6 separate regions of the Homo sapiens genome follow, and all the other regions are linked to region 6. A link is a contact called in ENCODE Hi-C or POLR2A ChIA-PET data. All regions are on one chromosome and are shown on one strand. Each heading gives the region's core, a stretch centred on a gene start or an enhancer-like site at or near the end of the contact. The rest is flanking DNA. Distances are from core to core; before and after follow the strand shown.

Region 1 (2,700 bases), core at 188-2,687, 500 kb before region 6:
ATTCCATACCAAAGGGATTCCTGATTTAAACTGTCAGTGTTAAAAGGCCTGGTGGACAGATGGTGTCTTACAGGCAAACAAAGGCTCTTGGCTTGCTGCTGATGGAAGCCATGGACTCCTCCAATTTCTCCTTTTCCCCCAAAGAGGCCCTGGCCGTAGATCCCAGCATTGCCAGGCAGCCTGTGTTGTTGAGGACTGTGTCCTGTGTTTTGGTGGCCAAGAGCATTTCGACTCTCCCAGGGGTGTGCCAGAGGATCAGGCTATCCCTTTCTTAGGGACACAGTTGAGGTGGGTGGAAACAGCATGTACCTTGCCATTGGAGAAGCTGGGTTTATGCTGTGATTCACCCAGCCATCTCAGGTTGTGCTCTTGGGAGAGTCTTTGATCCTCAGTTTCCCCAGCTGTAGATTGGTGATATTTGTCTCCACATTGTAAAGAGAATTTATGATACTGAAGAAAATGCTGTGTAAACTTTAAAACAATACAAATGTAAGGCATTGCTACTCTCAGTGCTTGGAGGATGTTTTGTGGGAAGTTAATGGCCCTTGCTCTGCCATATTTCAGTGCCAAGAACCACAAGAGCTGTCAATAAATACTGATGAATGATGAGGGGGAGAAGCCATTTGACTCTGTGGAAGCCAGTGCTTTATATATTAAATGCATGTATTCATTGGATCATTCATTGAGCAAATATTTATTGAGTTCCTACTAAACACGAGGCACTGGGAATAAAACACTGAATAAAACAAGTGGAATCATGACTAATGTTTCCTCTGGCTTTCACAGAGTTAGAAAAATTAGGTGTGTTGTTTTCATAAAATTAAATTATTCTATATATATAAAGGATTTTAAAATGCTGATAGTATATCTGTCCTCCTCTTTGGTATTAAAATGTCTCTTCTTTTGTGTGATGATGGTGATAGTTGATTTTTGAAAAACTTTTCACATAGTCAAATTTGAAAAGGTGTTGTTAGTTGTCCTTGAAATCCAGCTTGGGGATGACTGATCTAGCCCAACTCCCCACCCAGGGCAGGCCTGTCTTTAGCATTCTCAACAAGTGGTCATCTAGTTTCTACTTGGATAGTTCCAGGGAAGGGGACCTCACTAACTTCAACACGCAGCCATTCAAATGTTAAACAGCCATTATCTTTTGAGTGTTCTTTTTTATATTAAGTGGAAATCTACCATCCTATAACTTCTGCTCATCAAGCTTGAGTCCTCCATCTGGAGCAAACAAAATATATTTACTTCATTTTCTTATAGCCCTCCAGATTTTTGAAGCAGACTATTATGTTTCTTCCAAGCATATTTTCCAGACTTCTTGTCCCCACTTTCTTTACCCACGTTCTCCCGTGGCTTCATTCCTCTCCCTCTTGCCCCACCTCTGCTGGTCAGCTTCTACTTGCCAGTGTTCCTCTTGCAGTCTGTTCCCCAGAAGGGACACAGGGCTTCAGCTGTGTGCCGACTTGGATGGAGTGCTCAGCCTGCTATGTCCCTGATTCAGAGCTCTGAATGCAGATTAAGGAAGAAGTAAAGATTGCGTTTGCCTTTTTGGCAGCTGTGCTCTACTGTTGACTCATATTGAGTCGTAGCCTACTAAAATCCCTAGGGTCCTTGTCATATAAATTGCTGATAAGGCAAGCCAGGGTTCCACCTACCCTATGTTTATGCAGTGAATTTTTTCATCTAAGTATAGTCCTTTACATTGTGCTTATTCTATTTCATCTCGTTAGTGTGGACCATAGTTTCAGCTTGTTGAGGTCATTTTTATTCTGACTGAAACTTCCAATTTACTAGCTATTCCTCCCAGATTTGTGTCAGCAGCACATTTGGCAAATTTGTCTTCATCCAACTTTTTAATTTAGTGTTCAAAAGGCTAGAGCCAAAGACAGAGCCTTGGGTCACATCAGTAGAGACCTCCCAGGGTAAATGTATCAGTGAGTCAATCCCTAGGCATCTGTGCATAGAATCAGTGCACCTATGAATGTGTCAATCATCAGTGCATCTCTGGATCAGCCAACTGCAGACCCTCCTGAGTGTATTAATCACACTGGTGATGTGAGTTCTATTTTCAGACTCTTCTACTTCTCATTTTTTAAGGCAATGTCAACCTTTTCCATTATTGAACCACCATTGGTAGGATTATGACTTTCAAATTTACCTTTTCAGCCCAGATATCTGTCTCTTTTACATTTTTAATTTTTTAATTGAATAGCTGCAGAATGTTTTAATTTTTCAAAGTAAATGCACTATCTCCACGTCCTCTGAAACCTTCTTCTCTTTCTGTGATCAACTTGGTGCCACCAAGTTGGCCAAGCCAGGTACCTGGAAGCCATTCTCAGTGCTTTTGCTTTCTTCTCACTCCACAGCTAATTCAATTGAGTGGGGTAATTATAAATACCCTTAGCTGTTCTAAGAGATTCTACCTCCTTAATACCTCATAATACACCCCTCGGACTCTGATCCGTCTTGCCTATACAACTGTAAGAACCTTCTAACTAGATTCTGTACTCCTGGCCTGACTCCTTCTAGCCCTCATCCTGTACTGTGTCACCAGGAAACAAAAGCCTCACTCAGATTATGTCAGTGTACTGCACTGAGGCCTTTGCTAGCACCCTGTCCACTGTAAATGATAGGTGGTCCTGCATCGTCTTACTGTTCTCAGCTTTTACTGTTTCTTCTACCAACCCTACACTTCAG
Region 2 (2,700 bases), core at 133-2,632, 420 kb before region 6:
GGATGCTGATTTTGTGTCTAGGGAAACAAGTCTGCCCCGTTTGCCTTCCACATGGAGGCTGAGGGTACAAGAGAAAGTTGGGGGAAATAGCAAGCAAAGTTCAGAGGGCAGTGGTCCATTTTTTCTTATCAGCCACAAAACAAAAAATAAATAAAAGAAGGAGGAGGCCGTGTCTTTGAGGCACAGTAAGCCTGCCCACTGAATGTCCCTGAGAGTAACTAGTTATAATAGCTACTCCTTCTACAGGGAGACCTAGAGACGGGGCAGAGAGAGGAAAGGACGTGCCCCCGTGAATAGCAGAGGGGTGAACAGTAGGCCTGGGGGAGAAATTGCCTTCCTGACAAGAAGAGTTGGAGATGATGAATACAAAACCCCTGGGACACTGCCTGGCCCATAGTGATGTTACCATCAGTAGTGGCTTTGCCGTTTCCAGATTGACATCCATGCCCTAAACAGAGAACTTTGCTGAGATGAAATTTCCTTGTTGGTATACTTTTGTGAACCACTCCATTGAGAACCAGCACAAAGCCATTGCCTTCTTGAACGTCTTCATTAAAACTAGAATAATCTCTGCCCCTCATTTGCCCATGCACATGGAAAACCCACGGATATGCCTTCCCTGATGGAAAATATGACCACTGACTGGAGTTCGAGACCAGCCTGACCAATATGGAGAAACCCCATCTCTACTAAAAATACAAAATTAGCCAGGCGTGGTGGTGCATGCTTGTAATTCCAGCTACTTGGGAGGCTGAGGCAGGAGAATCACTTGAACCCAGGAGGCAGGGGCTACCGTGAGCCGAGCCGAGATCACGCCATTGCACTCTAGTCTGGGCAACAAGAGTGAAATTCCATCTCAAAAAAAAAAAAAAAAAAGTGACCACTGAAATGTGTATAATGCTTTAAAATTGACAGTGCATTTTCTCATCCATCATTTGAGCCTCACAACAGCCTTGTGACGTAGGCAGTATTCGTATTCTCACTTCAAAGATAAGGAAGCGGATGCTGGAATGGCTTGGGCACCAGGCCAGGTTCATACAGTAAGTAAATGGCCAAGGCAGGGTGTAATCTTTGGACTCCACACCCAGCGCTCCTTTTTTTTTTCTGTCATCTGTGATGCTTCTTCCACCCTGCTATTGATAGCCTAGGAACAAGATGTGTGACTTTTCTTACCACCCCCTGGTGGGTACATCCTGGGTACACTTTTCTGTTTTCTAGTGGGGGTAAGGAAAATGGCTTTCAGTGGTGAAGGTTCACAGAAAGAATGGGATCCAGAAGCGTCTTCCAGCATGGTCCAGGTGCCAGAAGACTTTGGCAGGCGAGTTGACCATGGCTGAGTCAGGCCCTCCTCCCCCGCTCCCTGGATTTTGGATCGATTTTGCAGCGGCTCTGGCGGCTGCATGTGTTTCCCTTGGCCTCTGAGGCATTCCAGTGATGATGATGGCTCGGCGGGGTCACGGCCCTGTACAAAGCAAGGGCTATTTGTGGCTGATCTAAAACATAACTGGAGCCACCTGCATCCGAGGCTGGCTTCTCGGGCTCTGGGTCCCATAACCCAGCTGGAGTAAAAAGTTCACGTTCCCGTGTGGAGTAGATACCAAAAGTGACGTCTCTTTCTTTCTTTAGGTTTGGCTGCGTAATTGGAAAACCAAGCTGCCCGCCACCTTGCCGTGGCTTCTTCTATCCCTAGGGCCTGGAGTGGGCTTCCTCCCTCCCCTCCTCTATCTAAACCCTCCTTGCTGCAAGACCCTGCTCCTTTCACGGAGTCTCCATTCCCAGAATGTATGTGACCTCATTGTTTGTCATCCATGTTGGGGCTTTTAAGAATATCCCCTTGCACCATTTTATGACTGCTTCATGGACAATAATCCTGACTGTGTTCTTTGGGGCCAGACACTGGGTCTGCTTTCCTTCCTCTCTCACAGTGCCTGGCTGTGCTGGGTACACATGAAGGCTGACGGTTCACTGAATGAGGCATTGTGGAGGGCGTAGAAAACATGGAGACCTGGGAACCCAGAGACCAGGTTTTGTTGCCAGGGCAAATCCCTTTGCCTCTCTGGGTTGCTCAGTCCATATCTGTAAAATGAGAGTTGAACTGGATGATCTTTAAGGTCCATTTCAAATTCAAAGTTCTGGAACTAATTGTAGACTAAGCCGAAGAGATGCTCATTGCCTTTACCTGTCTCTCTCTGCTCCCCATATTGCAGCCTGGTAAGCTGTTGTGGCTTATCACCCGCACCTCTGATTTGCCTGAATGTAACTTAAAAACTTGTCTTCATAATATCAGGAAGGTCACAAAAGAGAATGAGGGAGTGTTGAGTAGTGTTTAGAAGCAGAGACTGGGGAATCAGACAAACTTGGGTTTCAGTCTTAGCCCTACCACTTAATAGTTGTGTGGCCTTGAGCAAGTCACCTTGTTAAGTACCACTTTCTTTTCAGAAACATGGAGTTAATGCCAGTCTCACAAGGCAATGGAGGAATATGTGAGATAATACAGGTATGGCGCACACACAGTGTCAGAGCTCACTCAATGGTGGCAGTCATCGTCATTGAAGTGGGGAGGGGAAAGAAGCAGAGGGGTGTGTTTTCTAGTCCTTTGGTGAGCATTTTCTGACTTGTAAACTATTGGTTGCATTTTAAGACAGTGCCTTTATCATTTTCATAAGCAGTGTAATGATTTGAGGAAAACCATTTTAGTTC
Region 3 (2,700 bases), core at 126-2,625, 290 kb before region 6:
CTCTGAGGAGTGAGGATTTCTTGCTAAGTACATGATGATGGCCTGTTTACTTTGCTCTGGAGTTTGAGGCTCTTGCGCAGATTCTGCCTTCCTGGACAGTTCAGGAACCAATCAACCAGCTGGCCTTGGCAACCTAGAAAGCATGGTCAGTTGCCCTGAAATAGGTTGATTGCACCCCAGAAGTGCTTTTCCGCCTCTCCCCATCAAAGGTGTTTGCAACCCCATTTTCCCTCTGAGTCAGCTTGTCCATTAATGGGTTTGTGTTCCTTGATGGGGTCTGTTTTTCCAGGGTCTTGAGGAGTGGCCCTTTCCACCCAGTTTGGCTGCGGGGCTGAGAAGGTGCCCTTGCATTTTGTATTGTGTGTCCGTGGTGGGTCTGTGCCTCCCTTCTGTCTGTTTTCCCTCAGGACCACCCACCGCCCCATGCTTGTATCTACAACAGCTATGAGGAAGAACATACAGATTAATCACCCTGCTGCGGGATGCCAGCTACCCAGTGGCTCTGGCAGCCCCAGTCAATGGATCCTGCAGTGTAGCCTTCATCAGTAGAGCTGCCACTGCCAGCACCCAAAAGGTAGCACTAATATGCATGTGTGACCTGAAAATTACAATGTAAATGGTGGGGCAACACATGTATAGGAAGGTAAATTTTAATTAAAAGTCTGTTCTCCAACTCAGCCTGCCTTTAAAGATACAGAAATGCCAAGCTGTCAGGCTGCCGGTCGGGTTAAGAGGGTTCTCTCGTGCACTGTGGACCAAGCTGGGAGAACTAGGGCTTCATTGAAATCGGATGCCTTTGACTAATTATGCACCAAATGCATCCCATATGGGGAAGATATGCCCTCAGGTGGTTAGCAGAGCCAGCAGGAGCCAAGCTTCCTGAAAAATGCTGGGTCTTCTCTCCTGCAGTGTCAGGGGGTGCAGACAGTACAGAGGGAGGGTATGAGAGTCGAGGCACATGCCAAAAAGGAGCAGGTGGGAAAAAAGAGCCCATGGCCCAGCAGCAAATTGTGTGTCTTTGAGTGGATGTGGCTTTTGAGGCACTATGCCCAATAGTCATCCTGAATTTCCTTCACTGCCTGGGGAGGGGGTGGATGGAGGAGGGAAACTAGCCACCTCCAGAGGCAACCCTGCTGGACAAAACTCACTTTTAGAACCATCAGAAGCCCATTTTCCTGTGGAAATCTACGGGGAAGAGATAGAGAAGAGCTGCAGAGTCTATTAAATGTGTGCTTGCTGCCTGGTCTCCGGTATAGTCAGGAAATCAGATTTGTACAGTGGAAATTCATTCATGCCACAAATATTTATTGAGTGCCTACACTGTGCTGGTGGTACTAGGGACTGGGGATACAGCGGTGGGTGAGATAAAGGCACGACGCCCTCACCGAGACTTGTGTGCCACTGGAGAACATGGATTAAACCAGGCGTTACGTGATCAGTGTATCAGTGCCATATGGGCAATGATCCAAGCTGCCGATGGGTACACACCGGGGACACCTAGTTCTTAAGTGACTTTTTAGGATCCCAAGTGGTCAGAACAGCTTCCCTATTTTGCCATTTACATGTTCACATTCACTTAGCTCAAGTTACCCTTCTGATAAGAGGAAATTCGCGTCAAGTCACATAGAATCACTGAATATTTGCACTTGGAGGATCACCTGGCCTAATTCTTCTGCTTTACACATGCAGATGCTGAAGGAGAGAAGTTAAAGAACCTGTCCAAAATCGCACAGCTAGTTAGTAATAAAGCTTGGGTGGAATTCTGCTTTTCTGACTCCCAGATTAGTATTTCTTTGACTTTACCTCCCCTTTGGAAAAATGAAGCGATTCAGGGGAAGTTCCTGGGCATTTATGGCCAAACTGCCCTCGCTCTGAAGATTCAATGTTTTAATTGGCCCGGCAGAGCTGGAGTCCACAGGTGGTAAGCATGGACAGGTGGAGAGCCAGCATCAGAGAGAGCCTCCTGGCCAGCGCCTGCCTTGCTTCACAGATGTCAAGGCAATTGGGGATTGGGGGCAGGGTATGATAAAGGGCATCAGGAAAGTGGCAGTGCTGGGGCACTGTCCTCTGGGCCTCCCTGGGCTCAGCTGGGCAGGGGCGTGTTTTCAGAGACAATGGTGTTGACTCCCTCTGGGCAGCCCTGCAGGGTGGCAGTCCCACAACAGAAATCTTGGAGCAGATATGTTGGAGGATATGTATAAGAATGAGGGATTAGTGCTGGTTGGGGGCAGAAAAAATGCCCTCTTGGGGAGAAAGAAATGATCTGTGACAAAGGACTTCCTTTCCTAACCAGGCAGACTCTGGAAGATGACCACGAGGCTGGGTGGGAAGGTGGCAGTGGAAACGTGATTAATTGTACTGTCCATGGACAGTGAGCCGAGGAGCTTGTACCTGGCTTTATTAGAGACATACACTCGGGGCTGCTCTACCCAGAATCCCTCCTGCTGCCTCCAGGGCTGCTCCACTCTGTGTCTTAGAGATGAGAAAAGGAGTCAAGGACTCCTACCAGCGTGGAATGGTAACCTCTGGAGGGGAGGTAGGTCTCCCAGGGATCTGAGACGTGTTCCAGGAATGGAATTCCCAGTATCCTTGGCAGTCATTTCAGGATCTTGGGGACCTAGGGATGCTGTCTGGACTGCTCTAAAATAGCCCTTCTGTGGCTTCCTCAAATGTATTGTCTGAATCAGCAGCTTCAAAGTG
Region 4 (2,700 bases), core at 54-2,553, 460 kb before region 6:
TGTGGGGCCTTGGGAAAGTTCCTCAGGCTCTCTGGGCCTCAGAGGGTTAGACTAGATCATCTCTAAGGTCTCTTTCTGCCTCAATATTCACTAACTTTGTGAGTATGGATTTCCCTGAGAGAATTATGGTGGTCCCTTCACCCCGGATCTCCACCCCTCTCTGTCTTCCTCCTCCTCCTCCTGTGAGACTCCATGAACTGGGCTGCAAACTTGGCAGTGGGAGCGGGGTAGGTGGGAGTGGAGCTGGAAGAGCATAGACGGGCCCTTCCTGGGAAGCTTCCCCTTGCTGGCCTTCCATGGAGGGTGTGGGGTGGTCCCGTCGGAAGGGGTATTATCACATTAGCTCATTTTTCTCTTGAGAGCGTGTCCTGCCCTGAAAATGTGATGAAGAAGTCAGGGCATGGGAACCTCTGCCTGCACTACTACTGGTGAGGGAACCTTGGGCTGTCCCACTAGAGCCCAGCACACACCAAGGAAAAATCAGGAGGCCTTGGAATCAAAGCTTTGCCTGCTGAAGCGGGACCTCTGCAGACCAGAGGGGTTTCTATGCTGTCTGTGAGACTCAGCCTTAAAGAGGAGACAGCTTTCCTTCCCTACACTCAGGACGGACCCCCTGCCGTACTCTTGGGGGTCTTCAGGATCTCTGGAACCTGCCAGAGAATGAGAGAGAAGAAATGGAAACCACTCTTAACCTTAGTTTAAAAGATTAAAAATAAAATCTCCAAATTTCAATGAAACCCAGAGAAAGTCTCTCTGTCTTGGAATCCTGTTCCACCCATGTCCCCCGTTCCAGGTGGGCGTGGGCCCACAGGCCGTTCGGCATAAACTGTGAAGAAACGGGGTGCTTGGCGCAGGCCATGCTCTTTAGAGGCAACCTCAGGCACACATTGGGGAGAATGAAGACCAATGCAATCTAAATAAATGAAAGGAGGGGAACAAGTTTTTAGAAATCTGTGTTTACTCTGGCACGCGACTGGCCTCCACTGCTTTTGACATATTAGGGAAAATTTTGGCGGGGACCCACTAGAAGCACTTAAAAAGGCATATGTTTCTTTTCAGAATACAAGGGGCTTGGAATGCATTGTTTAAACAAAATTCTTATGAATCTTTGATTCATTTTAAAAAATATGTAGATTATGTTTGTTTCACTTGTACTTTCTGTGGCATTAACTTCCTTGACTCCCTTTCTCAGACCATTTGAAATAATTATTTTACTGACTATTTTTGCCAATTGTGTGGCCTTAGCGATCTATATTCCCTTTCCAGAAGATGATTCCAACGCCACCAATTCCAACCTGGTAAGTCCACCATCCTCAAGTCTCTGCTTTTTCACTCGATGGAGAACTGCGTTCAGATCACATAGATGCATGGAATGTGGGAGAGAAGTGAGACGTGTGTTTGGCATGTGCAGGAGCCCTGCAGAGCTCACATCCCGAGTGCTGTTTTACTCTTTATTCAAATCAGCACCTGTCTCATTCCGGCCTGTTTTCCAAAAGAATATTCCAGTTAGGTGGTGGTGAGCTCTGTGTGTGTGTGTGTGTGTGTGTGTGTGTGTGTGTGTGTGTTTAGTAGCAAATCCCGTGACTGCTACAAAATGTGCTGCAAAAGTTGTGAGTGCAGGTGTTCGCTGCAGCGAACATCTGTTCTTGGATTGTGTTGTATTTCCTTTGAATGTCTTTGTTCCATTGGTGGGGTTTGCTCAGGTGATCTGGAGTGTTGCTGCACGATAAATAATTTCTAGGAAGCTTTTAGGAACATTTGCTTTTGCAGCCAACATGTATTATTGAGTTAGAAGGGCCTTATTTTATTGGGAAAGGCGGCTTTCCATTTGGATTGTTGAGGGGCCAGCTCTGGCAATTTGGGGTTAGAATTGGTCCATGGAAAAAGTGGAGAGTGTGTTTACTTTTGGCTGAGCTTGAAGTCATTACAAAGACTTTTGCTCCATCTGGGCATGTGAGGAAAAGAGCTCTGGAATGCAGTTGGCAAAATTGGGGCACTCCAGGATGCCTCTGCAAAAGGCATGCAGGGAAAATCCCGTCTCTTTCTCCCCCTCCATTGCAGAGACACCGTCACTCTCCACGTGATTTCCACATGGCGTGTTTGGTCATCAGAGCCACCGTCTTTCCCCTGCCGTCAGTACCTTCCTTTAATTACTGAGATGGAACCGTCCAATGAGATGGTTTTTAAAAGAAGCAGGCAGCTTATAGGATTCTCCTTTCCACAGCTGCTGGGCTGATGCCATCACAGGGTGGTTCTTGTATTTTGTAACCTTTGACATTTTCTTGGGCCCTTTCAGCAAAAAAAAATATGATGCACGTTTTAACTTCTCAGCTGTCGCCCCAGTTTTTTCAGGTAACCGCTGATGCATAGCAGGTAAGGTGTTCACCGCCTGCGGGCTGTGGTGTCTTGTGGCTCGGCTTGGGGCCCTTTGTTGGGGACAGGCTCCAAAAATTTCAAAGCTGGGCACACCACTGAGTGATGGCATGGCCAGAGTCGGAAGGCAGAGCATCGGCCGCCGTCCGTGAGGCCATCCGAAGCGTGACCTCATCTCTTAAGGGGCAAGAAATCTTTACTGTGTCAAAATAAATACAAGCCAAAGTGTCTCCCTGAAGCAGGAACTCCTTCCCTTGGTTCCATTTCTTCCCTGTGTAGCCACCTCCTTCCTCTGCCATGGTCCTCCCAACCCTCCTACAGTTTCAC
Region 5 (2,700 bases), core at 46-2,545, 310 kb before region 6:
TTTGAAAAGCAAATGCTCCTGGGCAGGCTGGGGGTGTGGGGAGTGTTGGCTGGAGTGGGAGGTCACATTCGCCCCATGGTGGGATGGCCAAGGGCTCCCAGCGAGGGAACAGTTGGACCTGTGGTGTCCTGGGGGGAGGGTTCCTCTGAGGGACCCTAATGGACAGAGGAGTGTGGACCCCTGAGCCTGGGAGCATCGTGGGCATTTAGACCAAACCACGGGAAGGGCTCCCCAATGCTGAAGGTTGCTAGGCGCTGGGGGAGGTTCCCCGGGAGACTGTGGCTAGAAACACCATCTGCCAAAGATGATTTAGTTCCGGAAGAGGCAAGGGATAGAACGAGATGGTCCTTTCTGTCCCAGTTAATCTTGGTGCTGTTCATTCCGGGCTGAGCATTCCCTTCCTGAAGTGGAATGGAAGACAGACTCGGCCTTGGGCAGACTCTGAGCATCTTGTGAAAGGGAGAGTCTTACCTCCTTGGCTTTGTCCCCACCCCCTGCCCAGGGTCGGATGTCTTGGGTGCTTGCCGGCTCTCTGCCCACTGTCCTGCCCTGGCAGCAGGTACCAGCAAGCCTGTGTGCCGTGTGGGTTACAGGGAGTAGCGGGCACATGATTAAATACTCATGCTTTGTCAAAACACTGACAGTTACAAAATGCCTCCGCGTCTACTCAGGGAAGGGTGAGCAATGAGGAAAATGACTTCAATATGCAAAAGACATTCCAAGGAGTCCGGGAGGGAATGCTCATTCTAGAGCCAGGAGGGAGTCATGGGAATTAGTTCTTGATTTATAGACCGGCTGAAAGAAATCACCTAGGTTAAACCTGCCTAAATTCTGCTATCTGTGTATGTGCTTAAGGGGATGGGCTCAATGAACTTTGAGACTGTCTCTTCTCTACTGATGGGAGTGACAGTGAAGTTCCTGATGAAGGAAGGTTTAGGGTGGAGGAATTCTGAGCCCCTGGGTTCTGGATTCAAAATCATACACAGCCCTCTAGATAACATAGATGTACAGTCGTACAGTCTTTGTGGAGAATTTGAAAAACGAGAATGGTGATTATCTACTTAGGACAGGTTTGGGTACAGCCACTCATGGAAGCCAGGAACCAGCTTCTAACCATGGAAGCTTTGTGTTTTCTGTATAAGCTGTCCTTGACTACGGACAAAGAATGGGTACCGAGTGTTCAGTTGGCATCATAATAGGAAACAGAATTCTACACAGATGGTTCAACGGAACAGAGTTTCTTGAGGGGCATATTTATGGAGGGGTAAGGAGACCAGCAAGGGATATTGAGGCACCCAGGGCTAAACTTAGAGGGAAGCTGTCATCACCCTAGGGCCTGAGGAGGAAGGGGAGAAAATACTGTTTGGGGGGCCTGGTGGGAGCTGTAGCTGGGAGGAGGACCATGAGGGAGAAACCATAGTCATGGAAGGATGTTGTCACTGCCAGGACCAAGACACCAAGGTAGGGGGACATGGAAAGAAAACACCCTGCCTTCTCTGTCCTCCCATCTCCACTCTCTTATTGACACTGCTCATTGGCCAAACCAACCTGAAGCTGGAGGGCCAGGGAGCCGGGCACCTCAAGCAGTCCCCATGCACCAAGCTTCCAGGGCACGGGGTCAGGGAACAGAGGGTGGAAGGGGTCTAGGGGAGCCAGCAGGGAGCTGGAGCTCATTTGTAATATTTGTCTTGTTTAGCCAACTCTAGAAGGCTCGTCCTGAGAAGGCGAGCTTCGAAAGCTATTACTGACTCTTAAAGTATTCCATCGTCAAGACTAGTGTGTTTACCTTGCAAACTACCTTGAGCCAGCTGTAATGAAATTCTGAAATGTCTCCCATACACCCTCCTTCTCTGTGAAATGTCAGCTTTTTGAGGGCAGGGCCTGATTCTTTTATGAGCAGTTGTCTTGAATCACTTCAACCCTCCACACCTGGAGTGCCTTACACTTTCCAGAATGCCGTACTCAGTGACCCCTCATGTCAATGTTTTGAGGCTTTTGAATTGGTCAAGGCAACCGTCTTGCTGAGTGGCCTGAGTTCTCCAGTGAGAGAACACGAGTAGTCTCTTTGAGTGGGGGCCACAGCACTCCAGACGTGGTGATGGAACCCTCTACGGTATAGAGAGCCCACGGCCATGCCACCCAGCCAGACAGGAACTCAGGAGGCCAGGATGGAGGAAGCAGGAGTGGAAGGTCATTGGACTCCCTTTCTGGTTTAAGCTTGGCCATGGGATGTCTTAAGTAGGGCTCGTGGTCCTCAAATGTCACCTCCATCCTGATGCCACAATGTCTGTATTGCCACTATTCCAATTCTTCTTTTGGGTGAAGTCTTACTCCACCTGCGGGGAGAGCACATGAAATCATTAGCAAGTGCTGGCACAGACAGCCATTCCCCTCTCTGGCCAGGCTGGAGGGGCTGGATGGTGGTGGGGGGTGTGGGTGAAGTAAGCATGAAAGGGGAGATGAAGGGTGTCTAGACACTCCCTTTGCCGAGGGCTGGTGGCCTGTTGCTTGCTCTCTAGGACAACGTGGATCTGTTTGGGGTAATGGCAGACACTTTTCTTTCGCATCCAGCTGTCTCTTCCTCTTCTGAGTCCCACAGGGTCCTGGGCCCGATAGGCTCTGTCACCTCCAGCCAGTATTGGGTAGCCACCTGCCACTACTCAGGCCGGGTTGGAAGGGCCTGTGAGGGGTGGGGTGTGG
Region 6 (2,700 bases), core at 127-2,626:
ATGGACTCTTCTCTGCTGGGATTCGGACTCGGGGTGGTTGAGTGGCGGGGTGGTGGGAGGAGTGTGGGAAGCTGCACCCTTTTACCGGGCAGCCACAGCCATCCTAGATCAGCCCTGGAGAGCCCATGCCCGGGAGAGTCTTGAGTTTTTTCTGTAGTTTCCCTGTCCCCATCTGCCATGGAATTCCACTAGTGGGTGGACCATTAGGGGAAACAATATAAGTGGTTTAAAAATGCCTTCTCAGGAGAATCTCTTGAACCCAGGAGGCAGAGGTTGCAGTGAGCCAAGATTGCACCACTGCACACTCTAGCCTAGGTGACGGAGCAAGACTCCGTCTCAAATAAAAAAAAAAAAAATCGTTCTTATCCATGGAATCCTTTACTTAAATTCTCCATGAAAGCCCAAAACATAAAGAAAAGCAGACTGCTCTTACTGGGGGAGGGGAGGGTGACGAAACCCTGGCTTTCCTACCATGCTTGTCTCTTGAAAAAAATATTACTAGCCCATCAAATTTGTGATTTCATAGATATTTTGGCTTAGGGCAAACTCAAAGTGGCATCTATTTAAGTTTAAAAGCAGATCGATTGAGAGGTAAAAATGAATCACATGTAGATGTTGTCAAAGTCTTGAAGATGATGCCCCAGTGACGAATGTTTGGGGAAAGCTGGTGTAGCCTGTGGCTGTCTCAGCAAACACACAACTGCAAAAGGGTCCTGACGCCTTACCCCCAGGAATGGCTGACGGTCAGCTCAAGCATGTGTGGGGAAAGTCAGAGATCTTTGGGCCAAAAAGCCCTTTTAGTCACCCTTCAAATAATATTATGCCAATAGCCAGGCATTTTGTCTAAGGACAGTTCAATAGCTCAGAGCCCCTGGGGAGGAGAATTGGGGGCCAGGAGGAGGGAAAGAAGTGAAAGGGAAATTTTGGACAATTTTGTTGACGTAGTGGGGCAGGGCAGGGTGGTTTTGGGTTTGCTGTTGGTCTAACGCTGTGTCCCTTATTGGTGGGAATGTGTCATTCAGATCCTGACCGGGGAGGACTGGAATTCGGTGATGTATGATGGGATCATGGCTTATGGCGGCCCCTCTTTTCCAGGGATGTTAGTCTGTATTTACTTCATCATCCTCTTCATCTGTGGAAACTGTATCCTTTGCTGCTGCCCCCCACCCCTGCGGCCCCCAGCCCCCAGCCTGCAGCACAGTGCCAAACGGGCACGCCCCTCAGGTCCGGGCGGTCCTGCTCGGGCTCACACCACCCAGCCTAGAACCCCATGGCGGCGGAGGTGGGTCTGGGTGGAAACCTGCAGCTTTGGCATGGGTGAGGTTCACCTTCCTGAACCCTCCGGGCCCGCAGCGGCGCCGCGCTCCGGGCGGGCTGTCGCCGTAATCTGGGTGAGCGGCGCCCCCTGGCGTTGCGGCGTGTGCGGCCACTCACACCGCCTGCGATAGGGACGCGCGGGAGCGGGCCGGCTGCCCTGGGGCCGCGGCGTCTGCTCAGAGGCGGGACGCTCCGGGAGGGAGGATGAGCCGTTGTCCTTCAAGTGACCTTCAGCTCTCCTCCTGCTTTTTGGTCAGCAGCCCTCTCTCTGATGCTGCTCTCCAGGACTTTAGTCACGGGCAGAGCTGCACAGACTTCAAACAGCCCCAAAAGCTCCTTCCTGATCCCGGCTGGGGCAGGTTTCCAGGGCACAAGCCACGGGTGCTGCTTCTCTTCCCCAGCTCATAACCCCGAGAGAGTCACGTCCAGAGCCAGGGGTAACATAGGAACAGCTCTGGGCCAAGTCCCAGCTAAGGCAGTGCAGAAAACACAGTCATGGAAGCCTGCAGACAAGGTTTCCTCTTTTCCCAGCTGGATGACCTCTTGCAGATTGAAGGTCCTCTACCTCAGTGTCTGTAAAATGTGGCAATGGAATCATAGAACCTACTACATAAAGGGTCGTTGGGAGTTTTCATGGGATCATGCATGCAAGGCCTCTGCCACATTCAGAAGCCACCCTGGACAAAGCCCCTCTTCCCCAGCCTGGGTTGCTGCGGCTTCCCTGTGTGTGAAATGATATGAATGTCTGGGTGCCTGGGGCCGGGGGTCAGACTTCACAGACTTAAAGCCCCCTTCCAGCTATGCTTTCGTTGATTCTGCAGTTCTCTGACCCACAGTGTTTCTGTTGGTGGAGTGGGGAGGAGAAAGGGCAAAGAACTGTCTCCACTGGGAACTCCCAAGCCTTGGCTGGCTCCAGATGGACCCTCCAAGGGTCTTCGTGGGTGCAGGCTCACATTAAGAGTTGGCAGAGATACCAAGCCACCCCCTCAGCGCCCAGTTATAATAAACCGCTCTTAAGAGCGTTCTGCATCCTGCTAGAGACAATGCTGTTTATAATGTCAATTACAGCCAGTCATCTCAGCAGGGAAAGCAATCATGAAACCCAGCAATTAAAGTGCAAGGCAGGGCTTGCTGCCTCCCTCCCGCCTGCTCCAGTGTGCAGGCTAGCCTGTTCTCATCCCTCTTGATAGCTCCAGGTAGCTAGGAGGGTGATGGGGAGGAAGGGGAGGGGAGGAACACTGTTGGGGTCTGACTCCCTCAAATTGCTTCCCCCTCAAGCTCTCTCTGCTGAGGAGCTCTACCCTGCACGCCCCACATCCCCCGTGCCCCTGTGCCCACCAAAACCCCAAACCAAGGGTCATTTTCTTTAAGAATGGACACAAA

What was found. Hi-C counts contacts between places; a loop is a spot of excess contacts on that map. ChIA-PET counts read pairs that join two places held with the same protein, here RNA polymerase II (POLR2A). Pooled maps may share reads with other maps.
Region 1: POLR2A ChIA-PET joins it to region 6 with 20 read pairs in OCI-LY7. The contact joins two enhancer-like sites. A Hi-C loop is called at or near these places in 1 of 168 maps with a recorded cell type or tissue (left colon) and 1 of 50 pooled maps. POLR2A ChIA-PET finds 5 or more read pairs at or near these places in 2 of 52 experiments (AG04450 and OCI-LY7).
Region 2: a loop to region 6 is called in a map of prostate gland, with 2.0 times the contacts of the local background. The contact joins two enhancer-like sites. A Hi-C loop is called at or near these places in 1 of 168 maps with a recorded cell type or tissue (prostate gland), 1 of 37 single-sample maps with no recorded cell type and 2 of 50 pooled maps.
Region 3: a loop to region 6 is called in a map of ascending aorta, with 3 times the contacts of the local background. The contact joins two enhancer-like sites. A Hi-C loop is called at or near these places in 31 of 168 maps with a recorded cell type or tissue (A673, GM12878, HCT116 and 20 more), 21 of 37 single-sample maps with no recorded cell type and 28 of 50 pooled maps.
Region 4: a map of IMR-90 shows a loop between it and region 6 (6-fold over the local background). The contact joins two enhancer-like sites. A Hi-C loop is called at or near these places in 1 of 168 maps with a recorded cell type or tissue (IMR-90) and 2 of 50 pooled maps. POLR2A ChIA-PET finds 5 or more read pairs at or near these places in 1 of 52 experiments (A673).
Region 5: a map of sigmoid colon shows a loop between it and region 6 (2.9-fold over the local background). The contact joins the promoter of CACNA1C-IT3 here to the enhancer-like site in region 6. A Hi-C loop is called at or near these places in 14 of 168 maps with a recorded cell type or tissue (A673, HCT116, HL-60/S4 and 10 more), 5 of 37 single-sample maps with no recorded cell type and 22 of 50 pooled maps.

Annotation. Positions count from the first base shown.
Region 1 is chr12:2,083,179-2,085,878 of GRCh38, forward strand. The region is part of intron 1 of CACNA1C (calcium voltage-gated channel subunit alpha1 C); the gene reads left to right. Among named protein-coding and RNA genes, the nearest start is that of CACNA1C, 32 kb to the left of the region's middle. Within about 2 kb of position 1,438, at least 5 of the 41 ENCODE cell types and tissues checked have a DNase peak (open chromatin) inside an H3K27ac peak, as active enhancers do.
Region 2 is chr12:2,162,346-2,165,045 of GRCh38, forward strand. The region is part of intron 3 of CACNA1C (calcium voltage-gated channel subunit alpha1 C); the gene reads left to right. LOC107984131 (a long non-coding RNA gene) reads left to right here. Exons shown (of 2, transcript XR_001749435.2): 2 at 1-2,700. Among named protein-coding and RNA genes, the nearest start is that of CACNA1C-AS4, 60 kb to the right of the region's middle. Within about 2 kb of position 1,383, at least 18 of the 41 ENCODE cell types and tissues checked have a DNase peak (open chromatin) inside an H3K27ac peak, as active enhancers do.
Region 3 is chr12:2,288,261-2,290,960 of GRCh38, forward strand. All of the region lies in intron 3 of CACNA1C (calcium voltage-gated channel subunit alpha1 C), which reads left to right. CACNA1C-IT3 (CACNA1C intronic transcript 3) reads left to right here. Exons shown (of 3, transcript NR_046769.1): 3 at 408-485. Among named protein-coding and RNA genes, the nearest start is that of CACNA1C-IT3, 20 kb to the left of the region's middle. Within about 2 kb of position 1,376, at least 7 of the 41 ENCODE cell types and tissues checked have a DNase peak (open chromatin) inside an H3K27ac peak, as active enhancers do; they include ascending aorta and heart right ventricle, where a contact is called at or near this core.
Region 4 is chr12:2,119,133-2,121,832 of GRCh38, forward strand. CACNA1C (calcium voltage-gated channel subunit alpha1 C) reads left to right here. Exons shown (of 47, transcript NM_000719.7): 3 at 1,193-1,298. Among named protein-coding and RNA genes, the nearest start is that of CACNA1C, 67 kb to the left of the region's middle. Within about 2 kb of position 1,304, at least 7 of the 41 ENCODE cell types and tissues checked have a DNase peak (open chromatin) inside an H3K27ac peak, as active enhancers do.
Region 5 is chr12:2,268,481-2,271,180 of GRCh38, forward strand. It overlaps CACNA1C-IT3 (CACNA1C intronic transcript 3), which reads left to right and starts at 1,296. Exons shown (of 3, transcript NR_046769.1): 1 at 1,296-1,461. The region is part of intron 3 of CACNA1C (calcium voltage-gated channel subunit alpha1 C); the gene reads left to right. RefSeq lists a silencer at 1,924-2,122.
Region 6 is chr12:2,581,800-2,584,499 of GRCh38, forward strand. It overlaps CACNA1C (calcium voltage-gated channel subunit alpha1 C), which reads left to right. Exons shown (of 47, transcript NM_000719.7): 15 at 1,023-1,143. Among named protein-coding and RNA genes, the nearest start is that of CACNA1C-AS2, 89 kb to the right of the region's middle. Within about 2 kb of position 1,377, at least 6 of the 41 ENCODE cell types and tissues checked have a DNase peak (open chromatin) inside an H3K27ac peak, as active enhancers do; they include ascending aorta and heart right ventricle, where a contact is called at or near this core.